2 separate regions of the Mus musculus genome follow, and region 1 is linked to region 2. The links are chromatin loops, found by intact Hi-C in ENCODE. Cell type or tissue: gastrocnemius. All regions are shown on one strand. Each heading gives the region's core, and the rest is flanking DNA. Links, peaks and the distances in the headings are about the cores only.

Evidence for each region. Hi-C counts contacts between places; a loop is a spot of excess contacts. Peaks named below come from ENCODE experiments on the same cell type or tissue, not always from the same donor. Only the 100,000 strongest peaks of a DNase experiment are listed, where the experiment ranks them.
Region 1: a loop joins it to region 2, with 2.4 times the contacts of the local background. A loop is called at or near these places in 5 of 42 quality-filtered maps.

The regions. Positions count from the first base shown.
Region 1 is chr11:22,794,964-22,805,659 of GRCm38, reverse strand. No RefSeq gene overlaps it. Among named protein-coding and RNA genes, the nearest start is that of B3gnt2, 59 kb to the left of the region's middle. In gastrocnemius, for the core only: no CTCF peak of the experiment used is centred there; a DNase peak (open chromatin) is centred at 5,407; H3K4me3 peaks cover 256 bases; H3K27ac peaks cover 689 bases.
Region 2 is chr11:22,846,602-22,857,297 of GRCm38, reverse strand. All of the region lies in intron 1 of B3gnt2 (UDP-GlcNAc:betaGal beta-1,3-N-acetylglucosaminyltransferase 2), which reads left to right. Among named protein-coding and RNA genes, the nearest start is that of B3gnt2, 7.8 kb to the left of the region's middle. In gastrocnemius, for the core only: no CTCF peak of the experiment used is centred there; no DNase peak of the experiment used is centred there; H3K27ac peaks cover 4,451 bases.

The sequences.
Region 1 (10,696 bases), core at 1,505-9,504, 52 kb after region 2:
TGTAGCTGTCTTCAGACATACCAGAAGAGGACATCAGATCCTGTTATAGATGGTTGTGAGCCACCATGTGGTTGCTGGGAATTGAACTCAGGACCTCTGGAAGAGCAGTCAGTGCTCTCAACCCCTGAGCCATCTCTCCAGCTCAGGAGGCAGAGATTTAATGGCTAGAAGACAATAGGACATCCAGCATGGGTGTTGTGGTGGTTTGAGTGAAAATGTCTCCCGTTGGCTCATAGGGAGTGGCATAATCTGAGGTATGGCCTTGTTGGAGGAGGTGTGGCCTTGCTGGAGGAGGTATGACACTGGTGTGACTTTGAGGTTTTAGAAACTCAAGCCAGACCTAGTGGCTCACTCTTTGTTCCTGCTGCCTGCCTATCCAGATGCAGAACTCTCAGCTCCTTCTCTAGCACCATGTCTGCCTGCACACTGCCATGCTTCCTGCCATGATGATAGTGGACTAAGCCTCTGAACTGTAAGCCAGCCCCAGTTAAATGTCCTTTATAAGAGCTGCTGTGGTCATGGTGTTTCTTCACAGCAATAGAAACCTTAACTAAGACAGGTGTTTATGTTTAATTCAATTATTAGTTAATCTTCCTGTAGCTAACTCTATTACCTACACTGAGAGGTATTTCTATATTGCACAGTGTTTATGGATTTTCCTATACCTGATCTTGTGTCTGACTCAGTGGCTCCTGGAAGCTGTCAGGGGAGCAGCCAAGGGACAGTAAGTAGCACAGAACTGAGTTCTGAGACTGCAGTCTTGCCCTGGGCTTGACAGAGGGGGACAACCAGGGAGTCCTACAGTCCTAGCTGGAAGGCTCATAGATGCAGGTACGCCCACTCACCATGTCCATCTGTACCCTGCCAAGAAGTCACAAGCATGGTTCTGATTGTGAAAGAACAGGGGAAGTTGTAGCCGACAGGCCTGTTCTGAATCCTTGTTATAGTAGTGTTATGTGAGAGTATGTGAGAGTACAATTATATGAAAAAGTCAGGTTCAATATGTAATTTTTATTATTTTATACAAATAAACATGCATCAGAAACATATTTAACAAATAAGAGCCAGTAGGATGCAAATGTCAGTTCATGCCTGTAATTCCATCTCTGGAGTCTGAGGCAGGAGGGTGCTGAGTTCAAGGCTAACCTGGGCCACAAAAATTGTTTTTGTAAAATATCCTGATTAATAACAATTAGCAAGTTAAAAAGAGATGTACTACTTAGAAAATTAGATAATTCCCTGGGCCAGGCCTCTTAGTACCCAAATCCAGCATTACTCAAAGGGAGTTCCAAAATCTCTGTCCCATTTCCAAGGCTTGGGCAATTTTTCCAGATGAAAGTAAATATGAATGCAGAACTGTGCCCAGGAGGAAATGGCGAGCCACACCATTTAAGACAAACAAACAAACAAACAAAGAAAACCAGGAGCCCAGAGCTGTGCCGTGTGCCCCAGCCACCTAGGCTGTCTTAGTTACAATAGTGAGGCAGGAAAGTAGTGCAGAGAGTGAGGTGTCAAAGCCTTGTCGAAAGCTACACAAAATTAGCACATTAAATAAGTCCAGAAAACACAAGAACCTGAGTTGGATCCTCAGAACCCATGTTTTAGATCCCTTGTTTTGGTGAGGTAAACAAGAGGGCCCCTGGGCTCATTAGCTAACATAGCCTACTTGGTAGGCTACAGGCCAGGGGGAGACCCTATAAAGATCTATAAAGGTGAGTGGCATCTGAAAAATGGTACTGGAGGTTTAGGCTGACCTCTGGTCCTTACATACATATGTACACTCACAAACACACTAATGCCAGCAAGTTAGAGGCCTGGGGGTGTGGCACTGGATTAACATGCACACCCATGTGGTGTCTGCCACACACCTGTGATTCTAGCTCTCTGGAAGTGGAATCAGGAGGATCAGAAATTCAAGGTCAGTTGCAGTTGCAAAGTGAGTTTGAGCCTATGAACCTAGCCTGGTGTACTGGCTGGTTTTGTGTACCAACTTGACACAAGCTGGAGTTAACACAGAGAAGGGAGCCTCCCTTGAGGAAATGCCTCCATGAGATCCAGCTGTAAGGCACTTTCTCAATTAGTGATCAAGGGGGAGGAAGGAGCTAGCCCATTGTAGGTGGCACCATCCCTAGGCTGGTAGTCTTGGGTTCTATAAGGAAACAAGCTGAGGGCTGAAGAGATGGCTTAGCAGTTAAGAGCACTGACTTAGAGATCCTGAGTTCAATTCCCATCAACCACATGGTGGCTTACAACCATCTATAACAGGATCTGATGTCCTCTTCTTGTGTGTCTAAAGACAGCTACAGTGTACTTGTGTAAATAAAATAAATCTTAAAAAAAAGTATTCAAGCAAATACACATGACATGAAATTATGTGTGTGTGTGTCTTAGTGAGGGCAGGACCTTGGAGTCAGGTGCTGATGCAGAGGCCATGGAGAGGTGGTGCGGCTCACTGGCTTGCTTCCCCTAGCTTGTATGTGTACACACACACACACACAAACATATGTGTGTGCATGTGTGTGTGTGTGTGTGTGTGTATATACATATACATATATATATACACACATACACATACACATACACATACATATACATATACATATTGTACTGGCTAGTTTTGAGTCAACTTGACACAAGCTGGAGTTATCACAGAAAAAGGAGCTTCAGTTGGGGAAATGCCTCCATGAGATCCAGCTATAAGGCATTTTCTCAATTAGTGATCAAGGGGGGAGGTCCCCTTGTGGGTGGTGCCATCTCTGGGCTGGTAGTCTTGGGTTCTATAAGAGAGCAGACTGAGCAAGCCAGGGGAAGCAAGCCAGTAAGAAACATCCCTCCATGGCCTCTGCATTAGCTCCTGCTTCCTGACCTGCTTGAGTTCCAGTCCTGACTTCCCTTGTTGATGAACAGCAATGTGGAAGTATAAGCTGAATAAACCCTTTCCTCCCCAACTTGCTTCTTGGTCATGATGTTTGTGCAGGAATAAAAACCCTAACTAAGACAAATTGGTACCAGGAGTGGGGTACTCCTGTGACAAGTTGACTATGTTTTGGGGAGGACTGTGGAAGGACTTTGTAACTTTGGGTTAGAAGAGCTATTGGGTGTCTGTGGGATGTTCTGTAGGAGCTTGGAAGATAATGTTGAGAACAGTGCTTATAAAATTCTAGATGGAGACCTGGCTTATAAAATTCCAGAGGGAAGGTTAAAGACTCTTATCAGGGCCATTGCTGTTTTGATTGTGAAGATTCTGTGGTTCTGGTTAGCTGGGGCTGAAGAATCAGCTGTGATTAACAAGATACCAGAACTACTAAAGTGAAACCTTTGCATTACTGGGACTGCTGATGCTGGTTAGCTGGAGCTAAGAAATTAGTGGTGATTAAGAAGGATCAGCATCATTGAGGTGAAATCTTCTGGGAAGTGTTTTCTGAGAGCACAAAGAGGCTGTGTTCCAGAGATAACCAAGGTTGTACCTTGTGTTGTGGCTGGAGTTAGTAATGTGTAAGAGTCACCCAGGTGGTACTGGTTTTGAAGGCATGAAGGAGTCATGAAGAGCAGCTGAGGCTTGGCACTGTAAGAGGCCATGGAAGGCCATTGGTGAGGGTGCAGCCATAGTTGCAATTGATTGCCCAGGACTGAAGGGGTCATGCAAAGGAGTTGAGGCTTGGCACCATGAAGAGAGCTTATGAGAGGTTATTGGTGAAGCTTAGTTGCATCGGAAGACAGCAGTATTTTTGGAGATGCCTTTACTATGAGATGACCACCAAGAACAGCAGCAGCAGTGGAGTATAGGCAGCTGGAACCTAGAAGACAAGGTGTATACTTGGAGGGGCAGAGCTGAAGAAGTGACCCAAGCCCTTGGAGGAGCCCAGAAGATTGTGAGTGGATCCCAGACATTGGGCAGTTTGATTTTACTTTTGATTGTGACTGTGCTCTGATATTTTTCCCTCTTGAGGTCAGAAGGTATTTTAGTGGAGCCCATAGTTAAGAGACTTTGAACTGCAAAAAGACTTTAAATTTCAAGAGATTGGATATTTTAAAGGGATTGAAAATTTAACATATAAGAACTTGTAAAGACTGTGGGACTTTTAAAGTTATTTAGATCTTGGAGATGAATAAAAAGTAAGGGTTGAGGCTTAATAGTGATGTGTTTGTTAAGTTGACAAGGGATCAGTTGTACTGGCTGGGTTTGTGTGTCAACTTGACACAAGCTGGAGTTATCACAGAGAAAGGAGTCTCCCTTGAGGAAATGCTTCCATGAGATCCAGCTGTAAGGCATTTCCTCAATTAGTGATCAAGGGTGAGGGCCTAGTCCATTGTGGGTGGTGCCATCCCTGGGCTGGTGGTCTTGGGTTCTATAAGAGAGCAGGCTGAGCAAGCCAGGGGAAGCAAGCCAGTAAGGAACATCCCTCTGTGGCCTCTGCATCAGCTCCTGTCTCCAAGTTTCTGCCCTGTGTGAGTTCCTGTCTTGACTTCCTTTGGTGATAAACAGCAGTGTAGAAGTGTAAGCTGAATAAACCCTTTCCTCCCAAACTTGCTTCTTGGTCATGATGTTTTGTACAGGAATAGAAACCCTGAATAAGACCCTTGGCTACTTGGAACCCTGTCTCAAAACAAAACAAAATCAACAGACGCAGAGGCACTAGTGCCTGGACTGTCAGAAGGGAAGCTACAGCTCATTACTACTAAAAAGCACACCATGGGTGGAAAGTTAAGATGCGAAGGAAACCTGAAGCAAATAATGCAAAACTACAGGTAACAGAGCATGTGTGGAAACCCCATGTTTACCTGACATAGCCTCCAACTCTGTACAGCACAGCACCTGAGTGGCTCTAGCCTTGCTCCAGCTCTGTCCTTAGAAGTGTATGTACTCTTTCTTAGTAAGTTATCTCTTTCTCTGCTAAATTCTTCTTTTGGGGACCCAAGAACCTGGATCCTTTCTGGAAATGTCCACAGAACCACCCATATCAGCCAATATCGATAGGAAATCTGTAGTTTCCCGGAATTTGAGAAGAGCCTCTAGGAGAGAAAGCCAGGAGGGAGTTAACTAGCTCCGTGAACCACTCGGTCATCCCCGGGCCACCAGGGTTCTCTTTTGGGGCAGTCTAGAAGCTAGCATGGCCAGTGTCGTGAAGCTAGAAAGGCTGGCATCGATTGCTTCTGGTTTCATGGCACCATTCTGACTTATAGTCAGGTGGTTCCTCTTGTTTTTCTTTTCCAGACATTGGAAATGAGACTGTGTGTGAAGACTCAGAGGAAGAGTGAGCCGCAGCAGAATCAGCAATGTTGGCCTCCTTGGAACACCTCCAGACGGTAGGAGGGGCTTCTGTAGTCCACCCTAGAATCTGCTGGTTGGTGGTTTTAAGCTTTCCTTGTGCGAGGGGCGGGGTGCTGGTGGTGAACTGCAGGTTTGCTTAGGGGGTGGTGGGAGGGCTGGAAGGGAGGCGACACAAAGCTACTTTGCTGGATGAAGAATGCTAAAAATGTGTGTGAGGAAGCAGAGCCAAGGGAGGTGGAAGTGAGCCCAAGATTGTAACAAAAAGCCCTGAGGATCCCAAGAGGGCAGGCGGGGTGGGGGCGGGGCCAGGTACGGCTGTCCTCACATGCCAGCTGGGTCTCCCGGTTTACACTTCTGGTCACACTGTTGCAGCTGAATTTCTCCTATGGGCTGTGAGCAGAGCAGGGAAGGGCAGATCTGTCCCTCGTGGCATTCACAAAAGCCAGTTCCTCTCACAGGTTTAATAATTTAGGCTTCTGAGACTACTGGGCCCAGAGCCTTTCTCCTGCAGAGAACTACGCTTTGTTTCTAGGCCTCCTCACACCTGAGCTCAACTGTGCTGCTAATGACAACCCTCCTTGCCTCTACCCGATTGACTGACCTTCACCTGGGGTGGGTATGGATCCTGTGCCCACAGTTCTGGTTCTCGGCAGCCATCTCCCACCCCAGGCACAGTTCAACTATGTGATGTTCTCATATTGCCCCCCCCCCCCGCCACCCCCACTGTCCTTCACGACCTCACAGACACCTGAATCTTCCACCTTCTGCTCCACTGTCTTCAGACCTGAACTACTTGCTTACAAGCGGGCAGGCAGCATAGCCGAGGGCAGGACTTCAGCCATGGCCTTTGCTTGAGCACCCAGACTGTATTCTGCAACTGCACTGAAAGCCACAGAGATGATGGTGGGTCAAGGCAGAGAGACAGCTTTCCTTCTGAGTGTAATCAAGGCATTTCTGTCTCAGGTTTAACAGGAAGAGACCCATGGGAGGCTCCTCAAAGCTAGTGAGTGGTAAGTTATTTCTCTCCTGTTGAAATGTGTCAATTCAAACCAGATAAGAATATATTAAAGGCAGGTCTGTTGGCAATCTGCTCTCTGTCGAGTTGACTGGACCCAAAGATGGAGGCCACGGAAGTCACCATGGAGGAAGAAGAAAAGGCTGGCTCTCACTGAGAGTTGGGGGCAGGGTATGCTAGGTAGGGACTCAGGGATGCTGAGTGAACCTGAAGGCCAGGTCTGTTTTGATATGTAAAACATGTACCTCAGTCCCTTGTTCCGGGGTCTGAAACCAGTGACATCTGTTGCTGACCTGACTTCTGGATTTCCCATGATGCACCATATTGGGATAGGTAAAGGTTTGAACATTAGAGAAGCCACTGTGCTTTGATGTCTACAGGGAGAGGTGAGGCTGCGGAGGGAAGCAGCTTCAGCCACAGAAGCAACCGGCTGACCAGGGGCTGGTGTTATAGATGTTAGGTATGTATTTTACATACCAAAGCAGACCTGGCCTCCAGGTTCTCCCAGCATCCCTCAGTCCCTACCTGGCATATCCTGCCCCCAACCCTGAACTCTCCAGCCCAGGGCTGGGCTGCCCTTCCCTCAGAGGCTTCTCCTTATAGAATGCAGGCATTTTGCTTCTCTCTCCCTCTGCCTTTCTCCCTGTCTGCCTCCGTCCTCTCTCTTCCTCTTTCCCTCTCTCTCCCTCTCTCCCTCTCTTTCCCTCTCTCCCTTCCTCCCTCTGCCCCCCCCCCCCCGCCCTGCTCTCCCCTTTCTCTCTCCTCTTCCTCTCCACACACAGGGGCCTTTTCTCTCTTTTTCGCCCCCTACCCCACTCCCCATGGCAACTCCCCTAGCTTTAATCCTTGGGGATGGTGAACTCATCCAAGAGCAGCTTCTAAATAAACATGCCTTTAATATCACCATCTGGAGAAATAGCCTATCAACAGAAACATTGAAGGCCCAATTAAATGGAAAGCTCTTGCCTCCTAGTAGAAAGAATGGAATTATCTGGGTGGAGACTGAGGTAGTACAGTCAGGCAGGCCAGCCACATGGGTCCCTTCCCTAGGGAGGAAGGCCTGTGTACCTTGAGTTATGCTGAAGAGGTAGGACGAATAATTTAAGAATTTAATGAGAGTCCTCAGAAGCCTCTCTGAGGCTCTGTGGGTTTGCCCACCTTTGTGAGTCTTCTTTTATGCCCTCTTCTTTCAGGTTCCAGCCAGAGTCCAAGTGTACCTTTTCTGGTACTTTGGGCTTCCCACCCTATCTCTGAAGTCCCCTTTCCCTATCTGACATGCAGGGGAATGTCAGCTATGTGGCTGAGAGCCATGCCCTTTCCTACTTATAAATTTATAAATCTTTCTCTAAAACACACCCAGTGTGGTCCATGAATTTCAGTCTTTGAATTCACAGTGCAAACCCCAAAATCCTGCTTTGTGGGAGAGTTGGCAACTAGGTTTTGGGACTCTAGCTCTCTCCTAAAACCTCTCTCTCTCTCTCTCTCTCTCTCTCTCTCTCTATATATATATATATATATATATATATATATATATTATATTGTAATATATTTATATTATATATTATATATTATATTATAATATATTATATTATATATAATTAAATAAATCTAAAATAAATTAAAAGCATAAAAGGTAAGACAACCACGATGGCACTTTAGTCTCAATACTCAGGAGGCACAGACAGGTAGATCTTTGTGATTTTGGAGTCCAGCCTGATCTACATAGCAAACTCAGGCCAGACAGAGCTATATGATGGGACTCTGTCTAAAAATAGACTAATAAGCCGGGTGTGGTGATATACACCTTTAATCTTGGAACTTGGGAGGTGGATGCAGGCAGATCTAGTTCGAGACCAGCCTGGTCCACATAGCAAGTTCCAGGCCAGTTCTATCCTTGTCTCAAAATAATGATGATGATTGATAGTGATGGTGACAATGATGACGACAACTGAGGAAGACACTCAGCATCAATCTCTAGCTCCACAGTTCATGGCACATGAGCACACTTGCAGCTGTAGTAGATTAATCCACTCTATCTGCCCAGCAGCAGCAGCCCAAGTTCCTCACTACCATACCAATGTTGTGGATTCTTGAATAAGACACACACACAGCCTTATGTTTAATATGCCTTAAGCAGCTCAATGACTGGGCACTTCCACATGGCTTACACACTCTCTCCTCTGATATTCCTGAGTTATTACTTACTAAACCTATATTCCATCTTGGCTGCCCCAGAACCAGGCCTGTACGCCGCCTGGGCACGATCCCCGACTCTTACATGTTGACAGTCTCTCTGTCTCTCTGTCCTACATTTTTTAGGCTTGGACCTTCTCCTTCCTCAGCATGACACCTTCTTCCCCTGTGTCTCTTGCCCAGGAATCCTAAAAGTCCTGCCTCTGTCTCCCTGCCCAGCTATTGGCTGCTGGCAACCTCATTTATCAATCAAAGCCAACTGGGGGCAGAGACCCTCAGCATCCTACATACAGACCTGTATAATTTCAGGAACCCAATTAATGTAATACAAGCAGTAAACCAAATCCACAACACATACCTGTGCACATATATGTGAGACACACATATGTATTCTCTCTCTCTCTCTCTCTCTCTCTCTCTCTCTTTCTCTCTTTCTCTCTCTCTCTCACACACACACAAGGTGCATGACAGCATGGACTGTGATTACATTTTTATCAATTGCTGGAAGTCTGTGGATGGAGGGTTAGTGTTTGCCTGTAACTGGGAATGTCAGGAGACTAGTAGCAGAAGATAGTTTCATTTTAGCGTGATGGAAGTGTTCTGAAGTTGATTGTGTGAGCATGACAGCACAGCTTAGAAACCCCTAGCAACCAGTATGCACATGGTAGAGGAAGGATGGAGCTCACCTGTCTCCCAGCCCAGACCTGGGCACTAAAAGGTGTAGGCTCCCACTTGGCAGGGATGAGTAAAGGCCATTATTTCAGAGAAATCAACGAGAGACTTCTCATGCTGTCTCTTCTCCCGTCAGGGTGGGAACCTGGGCCTCTGTGTAGTCTCCCCAGGAATTTAGTACCTTAAGATACTGATACCCCTCAGCTCTGGGGTTGCTCAGTTAAGGCTGGCAACAACATGCACCAGGCTCTATTTCCCGACAGGAAGAGAATTATCTGCCTATCTCAGTAGCCCTCCAGCTGTCGTCCTGAGGTACAGGATACAGGTCTTGGGCCCTTAACACTTGGCCTGCATGTAGTTGTTGTCCTGGAGACGCATGAAGCAGAGACTGTCTGCCTTATCCCATCCCTGTGTGCAGCCTTGGCACTGTGCGGCATGCAATGAGCAGAGACTTTGCTGAGTGATGAGTAAGTGAGGTCTGGTTTTAGCCCATCCCACTGGCTATTTCTTCCCAACTAGGGGTCAACCAGGATGTTTGCAAACTGGTGAAGAGAGAGGGTGTGAATCCTTCACGTTTGCTCCTTGTCATCTCAGTCAGGGCTATGAATTATTAATCATCTCATTTCTTAGGACGGTGTTTGGCCCTTTGGCCATCCCCCTTTCCCAGCATCATAGACAGAAGTACTTTCCATCTGATTTCAGAATTGCTACCTCCCTCTACATCATTCTAGTTCAGGAAGAAAAAGCAGGAAGCAGCTGGAAGGATGTTTTTGCATTTTCAAGCTTCATGTGTCCAGACTGTTATACATCTGGCTCCCAGGACAACAACTACATGCAGGCCATGTGTTTCTTAGAAATCCTGACAGGATGTGGCTATACACTAGGCATACATTCTACCTTCCACAGTCAGGAGGAGGCCAAGGCTGGGTTCTTAATGCCTTCCCTCATCACTTCTGGGTAAGGGCTGACTCTGATTCTCTGGCTGTCACTTCCCTCAGATGCCCCAAAGCCAGGATTTCTTTGAGCTCACACCTGAATCACCAGCTAGGTCACCCAATGCTGTGACATGTCTTCTGCAATCACATGTTTTAGGTGACCACAAGTTTGCTTTGGATAGGCAAAGCACAATGCCAGAACAGCAAGGTGTCAGCTGTCATGGTATCTATTTAAGAAACTGGTGGCTCCCTGCCCCTGGTTCTTCCCTTATGAGGCCACTATACTTTCCTAATAACAGCCCTTTAAGGTCACCTCACTCTTGGTGGATGTACTCTGCCTTTCTCATTAGTCTCTGCAGTCTGATAAAATAAGCAGGCTAGGAAACTAATTGTACCTTGTTTTCTGTGTTGTATTCATAATGACAAAATGAAGCATATGTTAGTCAGGGTTTTATTGCTATGAATGGACACCATGACCACGGCAACTCTTATAAAGAAAAACATTTAATTGAGCTGGCTTGCAGGTTTAGAGGTTTAGTCCATTGTCATCATGGTGGGAAGCATGACTGTAAGCAAGCAGAGATGATGCTGGAGGAAGTAGAGAATTCT
Region 2 (10,696 bases), core at 792-8,791:
AAATGTGTGTGCTTGGTTTTTTAAGGGTTATATTAGGAAACAAGATCCAAACATTGTTGCTTAACCTAAAAATGATGCTGGTTGGTCTAAAAGGCTGGTCTAAAAGCTAATATTTGGTAATACGACCTGTTATAACACACAAATAGTGGTACATAAATTACCAAAACTCAGAAATTATCATAGAGGTCTTTTGGTCTTCTGTAATTGCTCTGGGGTCAAAAATCATTATGATCAGTTGTCTGACATTTTTTAGTGATTACGGATTAAATCGTGAATTGAATGAGGCTCGCTTCATTTGAAAGCTATAAGTATTACCTAACAACTGAAGTCGTCCAGTAAAGGAGATAGTGCATCGCTCCAGCTCACCTCACCTTGCCCTCCCTAGATGTAGCTCTGGCTGTCTCTTTTCCCTTTCTGGACGGAGTGGGCACTTGCTGAATATATTCAAATGGTAGGATGAATGTATTCCTCTCTGGAGAGGCAATTACTGTTTGTATAAGAGGTGTGCGCATGTGTGAGGTGAGGCTTTTTGAGAATTGATGTAATGATTTCATCATTAGCCACTGCTGGAGAAGTTTGCCAGTCTGAACAGAGCCTGAGTGGGAAGCATGAGGCACCAACTGTTTGTGGAGGATTTGTTCCTGGGGCAGCTACTACTGGAAACATTATTCCTACTGAGTTTTCTATTCCTTTCAACTGTATGTTGCCCCTTCTGTGAGTTTTTTGTTGTTGTTGTTGGTGGTGGTGGTGGTGTTGGGTTTTTTTTTTAACTCTTTTGCTGCCTGCTTTGTTTGCTTGATGTGGCTTAATTACTGTAACAAAATTCAAACTCTTTGAGAGCCAACATTGTATCTGATTACAATATAATGCACATTTTTAACATTTATGTAAGGTTAGGTGTCCACATTTCCTTATGTAAATGTAAGAAATTATTTGAAATTATTTTCTGTTTGTCTATAGACATTCCCTCCAGCAGGGCTTAATTTTTTTTAATTTTTTTTTATTTGGTAGGGAAATTCCCATTAGCCAAGCAATTGATACTTGCCACTTTCCATTGTTACATTTAAAACTAGGTTTGTGTAGAGCCTTCACTCTGGTGTAATAACAATGTATATTGCTTAGTAGCTGTTCATTTCTTTCCCTTTAAGAAACAAACTTATTAGTCATGGTGATCAGTTCTAGGACTATAGCAAGGCTCCCTGAGCTGTGCTAAGGTAAGATAGTTAGGAGCATGAACTTGGAGTCTGTTAGCTAAGCTTTTCCTTTTAGTTGATGAGGCACAGTGTGAGGTTCTGTTTATGTTACACAGTCAGACCCTGAGCTGTTTCACTAGGTTTCTGTGCTTCTTTTCTCTCTCTCTCTCTCTCTCTCTCTCTCTCTCTCTCTCTCTCTCTCTCTCTCTCAGATATATAAGTACACTGTAGCTGTCTTCAGACACACCGGAAGAGGGCATCAGATCTCATTACAGATGGTTTTGGGCCACCATGTGGTTGCTGGGATTTGAACTCAGGACCTCTGGAAGAGCAGTCAGTGCTCTTAACCACCGAGTCATCTCGCCAGCCCATCTCTGTCCCTTTTCTAAAGGTGCTCACCATAGATTGGTTTTCTCTATCCTGCAGTTAATTGGAATCTGCTGTAGCATATGTAGTGTTTTATAACCCGTGAGATTTGAAAGCTGGATTTGCCCCTAGCTGTGTGATGGTGGGTAAGTTGCTTGGTCTCCCTGAACCTCAGTTTTATCAATGTGAGATGATAGGAAAATTAAAGTGAATGATACCTGGGCTGCTGAGATTCTCAGTGAGTTTGGGGGTACCTATCATCAAGCCTGACGTGGACTTTATGAGTATGGTGGAAGGAGAGAAGCAATTCCCACTTGTTTTCCTCTGACCTCTGCTTTTGTTTCATGACTGGTGCTCACAAGCATGTGCTCATACATGCACATTTAATAAAACACCAGTACCTGAGATGCTGATAGCTAAAGGAATTGTATTTTTGGTTTAAATAATCTACGTCATTATAAAAAAGCTAATAAGTCTTGTTTTGAATCAGTCTTTTCTTGTTGTTGTTTTTTGTCTTTTCTTTTTTCGAGACAGGGTTTCGCTGTATAGCTCTGGCTGTCCTGGAACTCACTTTGTAGACCAGGCTGGCCTCAAACTCAGAAATCCGTCTGCCTCTGCCTCCCAAGTGCTGGGATTAAAGGCGTGCGCCACCACACCGATCATTTTGAGACAGTCTTAAACACCCTCTCCACCCTGGCTCCCTGGTACTCAGGATGTAAATCAGGCTGATCCTCAAACTCAGACCCACCTGCCTCTGCCTCCCTAGTCCTGGTGCACCTCCCCATGCCTAGCAAATGTTGGTCTTGCTCTGTGGCATTTAGTTGAAATAAGCTGTGTCTTTAAAGTTGATGACCTCCTATTCTTTTTTCATTGATTTATCTCTGAGGGGCCACACTTGGCTATCTCACCCGGAGCTGTTTGGGCACCTGGCTGGTATGAGCTAGCTTGTAACAGGTGAGGTGATAGAGTTCCCGAGGAGCCGTGACTAAGCACTCAGGTGCTCAGACGGCCTTTACCACTTCATGTTTTGTGAGTGAATTATTCCAAAAGTGAGAGCACATTGCAGTTGCTTTAATTGCATGCTTCACTCTGACTGGTTAAACCACCCTCATGTGTTAATGGACATGTCTCATTCTTGGTTTTGTTTTGTTTTGTTTTGTCTGAGACAGGGTTTCTCTGTGTAGCCCTGACTGTCCTGGAACTCACTCTGTAGACCGGACTGGCCTGGAACCCAGAAATCCGCCTGCCTCTGCCTCCCGCCACCACTGCCTAGCACATGTCTCATTCTTAACTGCATCTTGGATGATTGATACTTCACTCTTTTGCTTTGTTTTTTATTTTCTCCTAAAAGGATCTTTTTATTTACATTTACTTAGAAACAGTATTCAAGATATCTTAAAGGGAAATGCCTTTGGTTGCACGGCAAGTTAAGGATAACCTCCTGTCACTGACTTCATTTGTCCCCTTCGAAGGGCTCACCTCTGCATTTTCCAGCACTTCTGGAATAACCAGGAAAAGCATATTGTTGCTGCATTAGGTGACATTGACACTTGTGGATCTGCCTTAGAGGGTGCTAGCAAATGATAGATAGCAAGTCTTTGAAAGCCTAGGCCTGAGACTGTCCACATAGAAGCTGGCACATTGTTTGAGAAGTGATGGCTGCTTGTGGCAGCTGTGTTTGCAGGCAGATTGCTATGGTCTGGGTCCCCTTTGTCCTATTGGGTCTGGAGTGTTTCCACACACGGTTACAGCATATGTTGGGAGCAGACAAGAAAGGCTTCCTGAGGAAGTGGCATTGAGACTTCACCTCACAATGATGAATGAAAAATGCTTCAAAAGGAGAAAGCAGTTGGAGGGCCGAGGACACAGCAAGAGGCTCAAGCATGCAAGGTCAGAGGAATACCCTCTCCACACCCCAGCTTTGGAGAACAGGGGAGGTGACCAACCTTAGTGACCATGTAGAGACAGGAGGTAGTAGAGAGCCATTGAATGATTTTGCAGTTGTTGAAGAAATGAGCATGAGGTGGAGAGGAGGCACACTGGGAGGCTGGTGTAGTTTGTGATCTGCAGACTGCCTGCTTCCTGTTATTCTGCATATGTGGTCTCACAAGCTGGAGGGATCCTTTAAAAATGGAAATATCTGGAGGTCACTTCTCTGGGCTGACTCCTCCTGTTTCTGTTGAAATGTATTGACAGTTCTGGGGTCTACTAGAATATCTACCTCTGTTCTTCTCTCCCTCCCATTACCATCCTGCCCTTTGGCTCTTGTGCCTACCACTCCCCTTAGGGGTGCTGGTGCTGCCTTGCTGTCCCTGGCCATCAGTGTTAGCTTGTTCCCCAGCCTCTGTCTGTTTTAGGCATGTTGGTATTTGTCCGAGTACCTCATTGGTTTTAGAAAGGGAAAGTTGAGGGTCCCGGGAGTGGTCCAGGGTTAAAGTGTACGTTTCATTTGACAGATTCTAGAGGTGGGAAAAAACCGACTCTGTGAGGGGGTGGCATTTGGAAACATAAAGGCAGACGTGGGGAAGTGTGAACCTCAGGCAGATCTGACTGGGTAGAGTTTGGGGTGGTGTCTAAGAGAGACCCAGGGACCAGAGTGTCTGCTAAGGGAAAGCCCAGCAGCAGAGTTGGCCCAGCTCTACCTAAGGGACTGCCATTTGTCCCCATCTTGAGGACTCTGCCTAGGATCCAAAGCTGCCAGTCAGGAGAAAGAGGAGGAGAGTGGTGCTGAAATCATGGTAAGCTGTGTTGGGCTGTAAGTAAGTAGAATGCAAGAACTATGACAGTCTAGCTGGGAAGGGGGTTGTTTGGGAAGGTCAGCGTAGGGCTAGCAGCACCAGCAAGGAGAGCATGTCTGTGACCACCAGAGAGGGCAGAAATTGAGGCCACTGCTTGACCCTGGCCCTAGGGGCCTGTGTCTGCTGTTACTGGAGTGGGACTCTAGGGCAGTAGCCTTGGGGTGGGTAGCATGGCCAACCAGGCCAGTAGAGATTTTATTGATGGTGGTTTTTGACTCTGGGGCTGATGACGAGCATCTTGGTAACTATGGCAACTGGTTAAGGGCAGTATTTCCTGCCCTTCTTGGGAGGGAAAAACAACCAAATAAAACCTTAGGGTTGGCTGGTGAGTATAACTTTCATCCCAGCTCTGAGCAACAGAGGCAAGAAGATCTCTGAGTTTTAGTCCAGCCTGGTCTGCTTGAGACTGTCTTCAGGCTCTCTGAGACCACATTCACACATGGGTTGAACGCATGCTCCAAGTCTGTTCTGTGAAGGTCCTGACATTTTAGGAAGATTCTGTGACCCGTGAACTCCACACTTAAGAGTTCATGTTGAGGATTTTAAGAAATTGCTCTTTGGAATGCACTACATGTGTGTGTGTGTGTGTGTGTGAGAGAGAGAGAGAGAGAGAGAGAGAGAGACAGACAGACAGACAGACCGACAGACGTCTGTCTTGTCCATCCCTGGCTTTTAAGTGCCTGTGCCCTTAAATGAATCCTTTAGGTCTGCTTTAGGTCTGGCCTTAGATTGTCAAGGGAAGCCCAGTGACATTTAAAAATCGAATTATTTGAGTTATTTGTCTAATACAAAAAAAGATCAAAGTGAGTTTATAAACAGATGCTTCCCTCTTAATCTTGGAGCTCTGTAGTGGAAAATTCAACCAAAGATGGGAAATATTTAGAAAAAACAGAAAAAAAAAAACCCCAAACAATAGAAAATGATACAATAAAAGTAACACAAGTTAAAGATACAATGTGACTCTAGCCCTTCACTGTGCTAGTGTGGCAGGCTCTGTAGCACAAGCTGAGTGCCCAGCCATGTTTCAGAGGCATCTTTCTGAGGCCTTGATAGGTACCAGTTGTACCTTGTTTGCTTTGCTTGTTTAAATGAGAGGCAACCATTTTACTATTCTTTGCCACATAAGGAATTACCTCTCTTCAAATGAACTTAAAATATCTCCTATTTTTAACTAAAAATATACTCCTATTTTTAACCGAGTGTTTTCTTTTGAGTTTTTGTTCTCAAGGTTCTGTTGGGTCTTCTGTTAAAAAGGAAAAAAAAAAAAACTCTTTATAATGGAAATTTTCAAATCCGGTAATGTGTTGAAGCCTCGGGCAATCCTGTTCTTGCCCCACCCTACCCATATCCTGTCTGCTGCAGGCTCTAAGCCGAGGGGAGAGGGAAGTGTCCTGGGTAGGGTGAGGCAGATAAATCCCTTCAGCCCTAGAGGGTGGATTGCTGCAGCCCTAGTTCCTATAATAGTAGTACATGCTGGGATTTAGTACTGAGGTGATGGGAATTACTTATTCAAAGAGACTGGGTTTCCAGTCAGTTCCTCAGTGTGCCCATATATTGAATGAATACTAATTTTTCTTGGTGAGTGGCCAGAGAAAGATACATTACTATTTTGAAGGTAAATGTGTTTTAAATCTATGTGCAAATATTTTAAAATTGTAGCCAAGACAGTCCGCAGATACTGTTCAGTAAATTGAAGTCTAAACAACATCCAAGAGGGTAGAGAGGAATTGGAAGTGAGGCCTGAGGGAAAGGGTGGCTTGTTTGTGTCACCCCAGAGCCAGATGTCCTAGGAATAGTCTGGGAGGAGATGGATGGATGGACTCTTACCATAGGGCAGAGGCGACTGGATGCATGGGAAGAGTGATACTTGGTTCTTATTGGTGGGGTGCTAGGGGGGCATCCATCTTTTAGGGCTCTTGAGGTGTGGCATGTAGTCTGCCTCTCTCTGGGCTCAGAGCCAGTCTCAGCTTTCCTGGAGCCATTCTGTTTGGCAAACAGACCTGGGAGGAGAGGTACATTGAGGGGACTAGATCTTCTCTTCTTTTAGAGGGGTGGGCTGCTCTGTGTGGGGCACTAAGAATCAGGAGGTGATTGTACAGTTCCCACAGAGAGCAGGGACTGAGCCTGGCCCTTCATGGATGGGGTAGAACTAAGAAGCAAGAGACCCGTCAAAGGCATTGACAGTAGCACTTCTGGATGGAGGGGGGTCAAGTCCCTGAGAGTGCTCGATGGGATGACTGTCTTCCCTCCATGCCTCTACTCCATACTGCTTCTTGCTGCCTCCTGCTTCTCTCAGAAGTCAGAACCTCAGCCAAGTTTCTGGCCTTAGGGGCCAGTTTCTCCCTAAAGTGAGGGAGGAGACTTGGTAACCATTTTCCTGGCTTATGCATTCTGTGGGCCCTTGATTAGACCTACAGCTGGAAGGAGCACAATGAGGATGTAGGAGTGCCATTTGTTATTTACAATTTTCTACCTAAAGAAAATCTGGGCTAAAATTAACACACCAAGTAATGAGTTCCGTTATCTTTGTCTGTTTTGCCTTGCTAAGTGTGGAGCCCAAGTTCTGGATATTCTAGGCATGTGCTCTGCTACTGCATTGCACCACCAGGCTCTGCTGTGGTTTCCGTGCCCAGGGCTTTGTTTGACCCACACTGACCTTGGATCTACTGTGTAGTGAAGAACTTCTGTTCTTCCAGTTTCTACTCCTAATGCGACCATAAGCATGTGTGGTGCTAAGGATCAAATCCAGGGCTTCTGGCAGCCTAGGCAAGCACTCATCTAGCTGGGTCACATTCCCAGTTCTCACGCCTGTTTGTAGAAGAGTCAGGTAGCTGTCCTTTAAGAGACTGTAATACAGTAAGTCTAGGAGTTGTGGAGTCTCAGGCTGTGGTCTCTTATTTCCCTTGGTGTCTTCTTCACAGTAATCAAGGACGTGTTCTCTTTTGGGAAAATTTGTTACTGGAAGCCTCTGTCCTAACAGCGGAGAAGTTGAAACTTCCCAAAGCAATTTATTAGGTTACTTAAAATAAACACGGTGTTTGAGATACTCTCGAACTTTATTTCATAGAGCATAGGAATTACCAAATATAGTTAGTTAGAATTGAGAAAGACAGAGTTTGCCCATAGAGTATGTGCTGAGAATAGCTTAGGTTTGTGTTGTTTGTGTGTTTGCTTTAAGGCGGTCTTGTTGGGTAGTCCAGATGTCTTCATACATACTTGTGATTCTCCTGACTCCCCAAGTGATGGGATTATAGGACTATGACACCAGGTCTAACTTTACATAGGTGATTTAAAATTTTTATTTTTAAATTTTTTACTTTGTGTGTGTGCGTGCCACATATGTGTGTGCCCATTGAGGCCAGAAGGCCTGGAGCTGAAGGTACATACAATGTAGCTAAGCCTCTCATGAGATGCTGGGAACTGAACTTGGGTTCTTAGAAGAACAGCCAGTGTTCTTAACCACTGAACCATCTCTCTATCCCTTAATTGAAATTTTTTAGAAGATTTACTTTTAAGTAAGTGTGTGTGTGTGTGTGTGTGTGTGTGTGTGTGTACGTACATACATACACATTTGCTCCTAGGGGTTAAAGAGGACATCAGAGCCCTTGGAGCACACTATGGTCATGATCATTCTAATAGTTACTTAAAGTTTGTCTTCTAACTGTTTTAACTGGCTTTTACTGTATGAATCTATAGAAATGGGTACCCAGCCCCCAGCCTACCTTTACACCAAGATTACCAAGCCAAGATCAGTGGCCTGCTTATTTCCAGAAGCAATTACACCCTTTATATAATGGGATTCTGTTTCTAGTCCAGTACTGTAATCTATGTTTGTGCATTTTTATTAATTTTTAATTGCCTTCTTCCTCCCTTTCCCCATCCCTTGGGCCTGTGTTTGTTTATAGACCTACTTAGTTGTGACTGTTTCCTGAGAGTGTTCTCAGGTAGCTCCACTGTCTTGAGGATGGTACTGGGTAATGTTGTCCTAGTATTAGCAAGTGGGGTATTAAGGAGAAAAGGTTTTTGACAAAACTCACCGTAAAAGAACTGGCAAGTAGCCAGCCAAGGACTAGAGGAGAAATGGTGGCTCATGTATGAATCTATCCAAGGATGATTGTCGCAAGCACTGTTAGAGACTTGATCAGAAAGCGGAAGCTTCCCTAAAAGCTGGGCGTGGTTGGCTGCACCTGCTTGCTACCTCAGCACACTTGGGAGGTAAGTCATGAGGACCAGGACCTCAGGGTTGCCCTTGAGGAAATTGCCCCTGTGTAGGAAATTCACGACCCCTGGTTGAAGACCCAGCCTGAAAAAACGGCAGAAAAGTCTTCCCTTTCTGTCCCCCTGCTTCCTCCTCTGCCCCTGGAGCCCTGTGAGTTTCTTGTCCTCAGCTTTGTTGTCTGTGGAGTGTCAGACTGATTAGAAATAAGAGTTCTGTTGTCCTGTCACACATGTCGTTAGAGAGTGATAAGTCAGATAAATGTGCAGGAGATGCCAAAGGCAGAAGTAATAAAGCTGCCCCAAAGTGGGTGAGGGGAACAAGAGGTTCAACTTCATGGAGCTTTTTCGTTTACTTTGTTACTGAACTAGAATTAATAGACTGTGGAAAAAGACCTTGTCACCAATGATAATTCTCCCTGAAGGTTGACAGTGACATGTTGGTTCTCCCTGTGGGTGACCTCAGCATAGTGAGGCCCTTGCCTCTGGGGACTTTGGTTTTCCTCTGTAAATAAGGAAATCTATATGGTTGCCTGGATTAGAAATCTGTTTCCTTCTGCAGTTGGGCTGCAATCCCGTGGGAAGGCATGTGTGTGTTGTTGAGTGAACAGTTGAGTGCAGTTGTACCTGGTGCTCTACCCGATTGCCTTTTCTGTCTCTGATAGGTTGGTTGCAGGGCAGGGGAGCCTGGGTTGTGGTACTGTTCCCTTCTGTCAGGTTCTGCTACTGGAGGGAGTGGAAGGCTAAAAGTTCTAACAGGATTGCATGAACATGTTTGTGGCGGGGCTAGTTTGAGCCTTTGCCAATCTTTCATTCTGTAGTGGGAATAAGTAACTAATCAAGAGTAACTCGTGAGTCATAAAACACCCAGGGGATTCCAGCCATGGCCTGAATGGTGCTTGTTACCAGACCAGCATTGCTTCAGTACCTCGTTGACCATTTGCTATGGGTCATTTCTTTCTCAATTTGATTTTTTTTTTTTTTTGCTTTTGTTTTATAAAAATCTCAGTCCTTGGTTTTTCTGAGAATTGTTTTATGCCCCTTCAAGTGTCAACAAATGCTGTGATTTAAAGACTGCTCTTCATTAGAGGTGCTCTGTCCTCTTTGATGTTGATGGTGATACACAGCACAGGAGCACAGGCTCTAGGTCTGGTTCAAAGGTCAAAGCTCAATCCTACTGGGATTAGCTCTCCACAGCTTAATTGCTTTATACTTGGGAGCTGGTTGTGAACGGTAAATGACATGAGAATATCTGGACAGAGTGCTGGGCAAAGGACAGAGTAGGAAACTCGGGAAAGAAGCCCATGAGAAGATGATAAATGAGAAAACCAAGACATGTTCTTTTCTGGTGGCGTGAAGAAGAGTGTCCGAGGGAGGTCAGAGGATGACCTTGTGTTTCTGGGTATGCAGTGGCAGAGGCCAGTCTGACCTCTCTCTGGTGGGTGAGGTCACAGTACTTCCATGCTAAATGACTTTGAAAGCATGTGTCTTCTTTGCCATTTTACTAAAATATTCAGATGGTTGGAAAAGTTAGGTGGCACACTGTCACGTTTTCCGTTAGAGGGGTCGACAGGAGAGAAACAGTCCTGTGTAGTCGGAGATAAGCAGAGCCTGGTGGAGGCAAACCATCTGTGCTTTCCAGAAGACATGCCTCAGTGAACCCCAAAGCCAACTGCATTTTTTTAAAAAAAAGAAAGTAATAATTATCTTTATCTGTTTATTTTGTATACACTTTCAGCTAATGCTACAGGGGAAAATGTTAGAAACCATTCCTATGGTAGAGCTAGGCAGAGATAGTAATGCATCAAATGCTTTAAGCAGGGGCAAAGACAATGAAACATTGTAACTGTACCTGCATGCCAACTGCATTTATACTCACCATAGACTGTTTCTTGTTTGTATGTGATGCAGCCTATCTGTTTTCACTTTTAAGCAGAGGTGTGAAAGAAAACATGTAATCTGTCTGGCAGCCCAGCCCAGCACCAGCAGTCAGTTTCTAACTAGGAGAACCCCTGCATCCACCAGCCCCATGCACTCCCGTGGTGGTGGCTCCAGAGCCATCTGTCTGCTTTGCCTTCCCACCCCAGTTCTTGTGCACCCTGCCACTCGCCATACTTCCAGAAT